Linked DNA regions of Homo sapiens: region 2 is linked to region 1. Evidence: chromatin loops called from intact Hi-C (ENCODE). Cell type or tissue: Panc1. All regions are shown on one strand. Links, peaks and the distances in the headings refer to the core of each region. The heading gives the core; the rest is flanking DNA.

Region 1 (5,509 bases), core at 1,638-4,137:
GGGCTCTCTATGGGGAAGCTGTGGCCCTGTGCCTGACCCCAAGGCACTGGGAGAGAAAGCCTTTCCTGACCCCAAGGTGTTACAGGAAAGGGGTCCAATCCAAATCCCAAGAGAGGGCTCTTGGATCTCAGGCAAGTCCACAAAGTGAAAACAAGTTTTTAGGAAAGCAAAGGAATAAAAGAATGACTACTCCATAGACAGAGAAGCCCCGAGGGCTGCTGGTTGCCCATTTTCATGGTTATTTCTTGATGATATGCTAAACAAGGGGAGGATTATTCATGCCTCACCTTTTTAGAGCATCTGGGGTAACTTCCTGATGTCGCCATGGCATCTGTAAACTGTCATGGTGTTACTGGTAGAAGGTGTTCAGGTTCTTGGATTCCCAAACAAAGAATTGGACAAAACACACCAACAAAGCAAAAGCAAAAGCAGCCATGAGCCACAGTGCCCGGCCTCAAGCTGACATGATATTAAGCAGAATGGCTTTGAATAATCAAACCTCTGATTTATTTGTGTTACTTTTCTTCCAAGAGAATTAAATTTTAATTTCTCAGGTGAACAAACAGACCTCCAGATGTGGCCCTGCTGTAGATTTCTATAAGTAAGTACACAGGTTGGAAAGACGAAGAAAATCTGCTTTCTGGTGACTATTCTGGTGAATGAAACACAGAATTTGACCGGGGATGGTGGCTCATGCCTGCAATCCCAGAACTTTGGGAGGCCAAGGCAGGTGGATCATTTGAGATCGGGAGTTAGAGACCAGACTGGCCAACATGGTAAAACCGCATCTCTACTAAAATACAAAAATTAACTGGGTGTGGTGGTGGGCATCTGTAATCCCAGTTACTTCGGAGGCTGAGGCAAGAGAATCACTTGAACCCGGGAGTCGAAGATTGCAGTGAGCTGAGATGGTGCCACCACACTCCAGCTTGGGTGACAGAGCAGGACTCTGGCAAAAAAAAAAAAAAAAAGAATGGCCAGGTGGCACGGTGGCTCACACCTGTAATCCCAGCACTTTGGGAGGCAGAGGCAGGCGGATCACCTGAGATCAGGAGTTTCAGACCAGCCTGGCCAAGGTGGTGAAACCCGGTCTCTACTAAAAATACAAAAATTTGCCAGGCGAGGTGGTGCGCACCTATAATCCCACTTACTTGGGAGGCTGAGGCAGGAGAATCACTTGAACCCGGGAGGCGGGGGTTGCAGGGAGCCAAGATCCCACCACTGCACTCCAGCCTGGGCTACAGAGAGAGACTCCATTTCAAAAACAAAGACAAAAACAGAATTTAAGATAATTGGAAGTTGGGAGGATTGCTTGAGACCAAGTTCAAGGCTGTAGTGTGCAATGATTGTGCTTGTGAATAAACACTGTGCTCCAGCCTGGGCAACATAGCAAGACCCTTGTCTCAAAAAAAAAAAATTAAACTAAAAAAATAAAGTAAGCCTGGGCGCAATGGCTCATGCCTGTAATCCCAGCACTTTGGGAGGCTGAGGCGGCTGGATCACGAGGTCAGGAGTTCAAGAGCAGCCTGGCCAAGATGGTGAAACCTCGTCTCTACTAAAAATACAAAAAAATCAGCCAGACATGGTGGTGCACACCTGTAGTCCCAGCTACTCGGGAGGCTGAGGCAGGAGAATCGCTTGAACCTAGGAGGCAGAGGTTGCGGTGAGCCAAGATCACGTCACTACACTCCAGCCTGGGCAACAGAGCGAGACTCCATCTCAAAAAATAAAATACATAAAAAATAAAATAGGCCAGGTGCAGTGGCTCACGCCTGTAATCCCAGCAGTTTGGGAGGCCGAGGCAGGTGGATCACCTGAGGTTGGGAGTTCGAGACCAGCCATGACCAACATGGGGAAACCCCGTCTCTACTAAAAATACAAAATTAGCAGGGCATGGTGGTGCATGCTTATAGTCCCAGCTACTCGGGAGGCTGAGGCAGGAAAACTGCTTGAACCCGGGAGGTGGAGGTTGTGATGAGCCAAGATCATGCCATCGCGCTCCAGCCTGGGCAACAAGAACAAAACTCCATCTCAAAAATAAAAAAATAAATAAATAAACAAATAAATATAAAATAAGATGAGAGTTTGCCATGGAGAGTCCATGATTCTGGTCAGGGCCTTTTTGGAGTAACCAGAAACCATGGGAAAGCGAAACTACAGCTCTCTCTTCTTGCAAGTTCCCTAAACTCTCTTGCCATAGGCACGCAGGTGATTACAGTGCTAATTGACAGAAGGCTGGAATTGCCAGAGACTTGGGAAGTTATTACAACCTGGGGGCTGCTAGAAATTTGGGAAAATCCCTCCCTCTGTATCCAGCTTGAGCTGAAGCATTTATTTAGACCCCTCCCTCCCCTGTGAAATGAGAAATGCCTCAGGCACCAATAAATCTCTTAAGATTCTGTCAGCCAAACAAAAACATCTCCAACTTGCTCTGTGTTAAGAAATAAAGGTTTCCTAAAGTGCTGGCTCTACAGGCATGAGCCACCATGCCCAGCAGAGGTGGGTAGATTGCTTGAGCCCAGGAGGTTAAGACCAGCCTGGGCAACATAGTGAGATCCCATCTCTACCAAAAAAGAAAAAAAAAGTAGCCAGGCCTGGTGGTGTACACCTGTAGTCTCAACTACCTGGGAGGCTGAGGAAAGAGGATCAGCAGAGGCCGGGAGGTCCAGGCTACAATGAGCCATAATTGCACCACTGTACTCCAGCCTGGGTGACAGAGCAAGATGCTGTCTAAAATAATAATAATAATAATAAACTTAAGGCCGGGTGTGGTGGCTCACATCTGTAATCCCAGCACTTTGGGAGGCCGAGGCGGGCAGATTACCTGAGGTCAGCAGTTTGGGACCAGCCTGGCCAACATGGCAAAACTCCATCTCTACTAAAAATACAGAAATTCACCAGGCGTGGTGGCGGGCACCTGTAATCCCAGCTACTCGGCAGGTTGAGGCAGGCGAATCGCTTGAACCCAGGAGGTGGAGGTTGCAATGAGCCAAGATCACACCATTGCACTCCAGCCTGGGCGGCAGAGAGAGACTCCATCTCAAAAAACAACAAAAACCTAGACTTGGGTTACTGCAGTTCCCAATGGAGACACACGAGGGCAGAAGAAACACGCAGCGAGGACGTCTCAGGTGCTCCAGTCCCTCGGGCACTTTTCACAGACAGCATCTCCCGCCTAGCACAGACATTTTGCTTAATCCTGGTCCCTTTCCCCACCTGACCTCAGTGCCTTTTGCCACTGGGGAGCCAGAAGCCTATAGCCCAGGGGCTTCCCAAGTTAAGGCACACTGGGAAAGGGTTGAAAGTGGCCTTACGTTTTCCAAATTTCCCACCCCAGCCCCTGGGCTCGGTGAATATCTTCCCACCTAACCCAGGACTGGGGCCATCTGGTTTCTGTTGTCCACAGAGAGATACTGAAGTTATGCAAGAAAAAGAGAGAGAGAAGACCGGACCTGGTGGTTCACGCCTGTAATCCCAGCACTTTGGGAGTCTGAGGCAGGTGGATCACCTGAAGTCAGGCGTTCAAGACCAGCCTGGCCAACATGACGAAACCCCGTCTCTACTAAAAATACAAAAATTAGTCCAGGCGTGGTGGCTCAAACCTGTAATCCCAGCACTTTGGGAGGCCGAGGCGGGCAGTTCAAGAGGTCAGGAGTTCGAGACCAGCCTGACCAACATGGTGAAACCCTGTCCCTACTAAAAATACAAAAATTAGCTGGACATGGTGGTGCACGCCTGTAATCCCAGCTACTCGGCAGGCTGAGGCAGGAGAATCACTTGAACCTGGGAGGTGGAGGTTGCAGTGAGCCGAGATTGCGCCACTACACTCCAGCCTGGGCGACAGAGCGAGACTCCATCTCAAAAAAAAAAAAAAAAAAAAAAAATTAGCCAGGTATGGTGGTGTGTGACTGTAATGCCAGCTATTTGGGAGGCTGAGGCAGGAGAATTGCTTGAACCCGGGAGGTGGAGATTGTAGTGAGCCGAGATCACACCATTGCACTCCAGCCTGGGCAACAAGAGCAAAACTCCGTCTCAAAAAATAAATAAATAAATAAATAAAAAGAAAAGAAAAATGAAAGAGAGAGACAGAGGGAGCGCTACAGAGAGAGACAGAGACAGAGAGATACTGCAGTTATGCAAGAAAAAGAGAGAGGGAGGGAAAGAGAGACAGAGAGATACTGTGACAGGCCAGGTCTCACTAACACAGGCCTCTCTAACAACTGTTTCAGCACTGACTGCGTGGTTAAGTTAAATATTTAAAGATGATAGCGCCAGTGCCCTTAGACAAAGGCTGGAACGTAACAAAAGCACACCAAGAGTTTTGCCCAGGCCTTTCCTGGGCCTTGAAGCATGACAAGATAATGAAGGAATTCTTAATGGACCTGTTTAGGATTAAACAAGTTTTATTGGGAGTCTGAAGAAACTCTCTAGACTCTAAAATTTAGCAGGAGACAAGATAAGGGTAACTATCCCTGGCACCTGGACCCATCTAGATTAAGTAAATTTACTGAGGCTCAGAGGAAGGTCTTCAGGACTCAGACCTTAGTTACAGATTAGGAGAAGTTAATTGGCCTGGTGCAGTGGCTCACGCCTGTAATCCCAGCAGTTTGGGAGGCCAAGGCAGGCAGATCACTTAAGGCCAGGAGTTCAAGACCAGCTTGGCCAACATGGCGAAACCCCATCTCTACTAAAAATACAAAAATTAACCAGGCATGATGGTGCACGCCTGTAATCCCAGCTACTTGGGAGGCTGAGGCAGGGGAATCGCTTGAACCTGAGAGGTGGGGGTTGCAGTGAGCCGAGATTGTGCCACTGCACTCCAGACTGGGTGACAGAGCAAGACTTCATCTCCAAAAATAAATAAATAAATAAATAAATAAATAAATAAAAATTAAACTACAAGCCAGGCACAGTGGCTCGCACCTGTAATCCCAGCACTTTGGTAGGCCGAGGTGGGGGGATCACCTGAGGTCAGGAGTTTGATACCAGCCTGGCCAACATGGTGAAACCCTGTCTCTACTAAAAATACAATAGCTGGGCATGGTGGTGCACGCCTAGATAATCCCAGCTACTCGGGAGGTTGAGGCAGAAGAATCGCTTGAACCTGGGAGGCAGAGGTTGCGGTGAGCCGAGATAGCGCCACTGCACTCCAACCTGGGTGACAGAGTGAGACTCTGTCTCGAAAATAAATAAAACTACAGCAGCCACAAGCACTGACAGAGTCAAGTATCAGGCACCCACAGGACAAGGTGGGACACAGTGTCTACTCATCTGCAGAGTGGGGACCAGGGCAGGATTGGGAGAAGAGAGCCAGGGTAAGGGGGAAGAAACAATATTGACAGAATAATTCTGAAAGATTCTCCCCGCGGCCTGAAAACTTGGGAGGATAAACTTGGGGGGATGAATAACTCCTCCCTTCTCAGGCCCAGTCCCAAGGTGCAAGGCTACTTGCCCCAGCAGCATGCGCCAGCAAGATAGCAGAAGCAGGAAGAGAGATGGCCGGAAGACA
Region 2 (3,777 bases), core at 1,278-3,777, 270 kb after region 1:
TTGTACCATCATAAAGTTAAAAAATCATACCATGGTAAGCTGGGGACCATCTGTAATTGGGTTATTTTTTAAATCCATTCTGCCAAAATCCACCTTGTAATGATGTAATTACTGATAAGGAAGGAGCTACTTCTGCCTATTTACTATTTGCTCTATAACTATTTACTTTTTTCTACGTGTCATATCATTTTTGTTCCTAAGTTCTTTCATTGTTGTTTTGTGTTAGATATTTTCTAGTGGACCATTTTGATTCCCTTCTCATTTCTTTTTAATCTTTTTAGTTATTTTCTTAGTGGTTGCCCTGAGAATTTTAATAAGCATTTTAATTTATAACAATCTAGTTTAATAGCAACTTAGTTTCAATAGTATATAAAAACTTTGTTTCACTGTAGCTGTTCTGTTTAGTAATTTTGTCACAAATTGCATCTGTATGCATTGTGTGCCCATTAATGTAGATGTGTAATCATTTATGCTTTTGTCTTTAAATTATGTAGTAATAAAAGAGAAGTTATAAACCAAAAACACATTGTCAGTGACTTTTATATTCACCTCTGTATTTACCTTTACCTGTGTTCTTCACTTCCTTCTGTGGATTCAAGTTACTCTCCATTATCTTTTCATTTTGTCCTGAAGTCACCCTTGATCATTTTTTGTAGGGTAGATGTAATAGTGACAAACACTCAGTCTTTGTTTATGGGAAGGTCTTCATTTCTTTATTTTTGAAGGGGAGTTTTGCCAGATATAGAATTCTTGGTTGCCATTTTTTCTCAGCTCTTTGAATGTACCACTCCAGCGCTTGGTGGTTTCCATGGTTTCTATTGAGAAATTGACTGTAATCTTACCGAGGATCCTGTTTACGTCATAAGTCATCTCCGTCTTGCTGTTTTTAGGATGCTGCCTTTGTCTTTCAACAGTTTGATTAATATGTGTTTGATGCCGGCTGCAATGGTTCACGCCTATAATCCCAACACTTTGGGAGGCTGAGGCAGAAGGACCCCTTGAGGTCAGGAGTATGAGACCAGCCTGGGCAACTTGGACCCTGTCTCTACAAAAAATTAAAAAATTAGTCAGACGTGCTGGTGCACACCTATGGTCCCAGCTTCTTGGAAGGCTGAGGTGGAAGGATTGCTTGACCCCAGGAGATTAAGGCTGCAGTGAGCCATGATCACACCACTGCACTCCAGCGTGGGTGACAGAATAAAACCCTGGCTCAAAAAATGTGTGTGTGTGTGTGTGTGTGTTTCAGTATGAATCTCTATTTTTTCAAATTTATTCTACTTGAGTTTGTTGAGCTTCTTGGATTTGTACATTTGTGCCTTTCATCAAATTTTGGGAAGTTTTTAGCCATTATTTCTTCAACCTTCTCACCCTTTTCTCTCTTTACATCTCTCTGGTTCTCCACATCCTATATATGTTGGTAGGTTCGATGGTATCCCAAAGGTCTCAGGCTCTGTTCATCTTTTTTAAAACTCACATTCTCTCTCTCTCTCTCTCTCTCTTTATCTTTGAGACAGGTTCTCACTCACTCTGTCACCTAGGCCGGAGTGCAGCAGAGTGATTGTGGCTTACTGCAGCCTTGACCTCCTGGGCTCAAGTGATCCTCCCACCTCAGCCTCCCAAATAGGGAGGCATGGCTAGAGACGTGCATCACCATGCCCAGCTAATTTTTTTAATTTTTTGTAGAGTCAGGATCTCACCATGTTTCCCAGGCTGGTCTTGAACTCCTGGTTGCAAGCAGTCCTCCTGCCTCAGCCTCCCAAAATGCTGGGATTATACATGAGCCATTGCACCTGGCATCTCTCTTTTTTCTGCTCCTCAGACTGGATAATATCGATTGTCCTATCTTCATGGTCACCAATTTTGTCTTCTGCCTGCTCAGATATGTTCTGAATGTTTCATTTCAGCTATTGTACTTTTCAACTCAAATTTTTTTATTTGCCTTCCTAAAGTTTCTGTCTCTTAATGTTTTCCATTTTTTGTATTTTTTTGATATGCCATAGTTGTACCTATTTTGCTGTTTTTCATTTGATGAAAATTTGTATTCATGGTTTCCTTTAGTTCTTTATACATATTTCTTTTACATCTTTTAGCAGATTTTAAATAGTTGACTTATTTTACTTGTCTAGTTAAGTCCAGTGTTTGAACTTCTGAAGGGACAATTTCTACCAGCTTCATTTTTCTTGTAATGGGCCCAACGTTTGTTTCCTTGCCTCCCTCATAATTATTTTGTTGAAACTAGGGTATTTGGAATATTATAATATAGCAATTTGGGAATCAGACTTTTCCCCATCTCCAGAGTTTGTTTTACTTGTTGTAGTTGGTATTGTATCTATAGAACATACAACAGTTCTAAAGTTAGTTGTGAAATAGAACTATTGTGTGTTCTAAAGTTGTAGAATATCATATATTGTAAACTCCTGTTAGAATATACAATAGTTCTATTTCAGAACTAACTTTGTAATGTCTGTATTTGTCATGTGTGGCCACCGAAGTCTCTTTTCTGATAGCGTAATGGTCATATAGTGATTTGAAGGCCTGGAACAAAAAAGGAAAAAACTTCTAGTCTCTTTACGTGGGCTCTGTGTGTACATAGGGACATGCCTTTAATACTTAGGTAGGCATTTAACTGTGCCTTGACCTTCATTTCTGGCTTGTGCAGAGCCTGAAGGTCACCAAAAGATGAGGGTTTTGTGCCTTCTCAGGTATTTTCTGGGCATGCTCCCAGCCCTGAGTATGTGCTTGGAATTACAGGTTCTTAAGAATATGAGGAAGATTTTCAAAGTCCTACTCCCCAAACATCTTTTTCCCCATTTTTCCTTTCAGGCTTTTCGGTTAGTCTTTTGTTTGCTTCTACTGTTTTCTCTTGCCTCAAGCAGTACTGACTAATACATTTACCTTTACATCTGTCGATCACGTGTGTTCCAGGTAACCAGCTCAGTCCTGAAAGAATTTGGAGTTAGATAAATAAAGACAACCCTTTGAGCCAGTCCTTCAGGGAACCACCAGACAGGTCAGGAAGAGCAACCACAGAGTAAGGTCTGTTCTGCTCCCTGCAAGTACTAGGAATGCAGGCTGTTGTCTTCAAGGTTGTAGAAAAAGCAGGGGAAAGAGGTCCATTTAAAGTATCATAAAGCTCTCTTACCCAGATTCAGCTGGGTTTTCTGAGAAGGCATTCTCCTGATTGCTGTGGACTTTTGATACATTTCAAGAATTCCGATAAAGTTGATTCGGACCGCTTTTGCCAGTTTACTCACTGTTTTTGTGGAGGGATGAACGTTTGGAATTCCGTCCTCCACCACTGTCACTGTCATCACTTCTTTCAAGTTTTCTTGAGCACCTCTGTGTTCCTAGGTCTGTGCAGTGACTTGGGAGTACAGTGATGAATGGGACCATATGGTCCCACCCTCATGGGCAGTCTCTAATTCCTGCCTTATGAACTGAAGATCTATTTCTTGTCCTGACTTTATATTCTTCATGGTTAAAAGTTTTGGGGCCTCTGAAGTGTGCATTTGAACTCAGGCATGGCCTTCTGGGGCTGTTTATGCCCTATCACCCTGAATATCTAGTTGAATATGCTTGTTGCATTTTTGTTCAGTGAGAGTTACCATATGCACTAGAATTAAGGTATAATTGGCAGGGCGTGGTGGCTCATGCCTGTAATCCCAGCACTTTGGGAGGCCAAGGTGGGTGGATCACGAGGCCAGGAGATCAAGAGATCAAGACCTGCCTGGCCAATATGGTGAAACCCCGTCTCTACTAAAAATACAAAAATTAGCC

The links. Peaks named below come from ENCODE experiments on the same cell type or tissue, not always from the same donor. Only the 100,000 strongest peaks of a DNase experiment are listed, where the experiment ranks them.
Region 2: it touches region 1 in a loop (5-fold over the local background); 3 of 110 quality-filtered maps call a loop at or near these places.

Annotation. Positions count from the first base shown.
Region 1 is chr19:9,077,587-9,083,095 of GRCh38, reverse strand. It overlaps the pseudogene OR1M4P. Among named protein-coding and RNA genes, the nearest start is that of OR1M1, 6.7 kb to the left of the region's middle. In Panc1, for the core only: a CTCF peak has its summit at 3,094; a DNase peak (open chromatin) is centred at 3,105; H3K27ac peaks cover 669 bases.
Region 2 is chr19:8,813,520-8,817,296 of GRCh38, reverse strand. All of the region lies in intron 7 of ZNF558 (zinc finger protein 558), which reads left to right. Among named protein-coding and RNA genes, the nearest start is that of ZNF558, 17 kb to the left of the region's middle. In Panc1, for the core only: no CTCF peak of the experiment used is centred there; no DNase peak of the experiment used is centred there.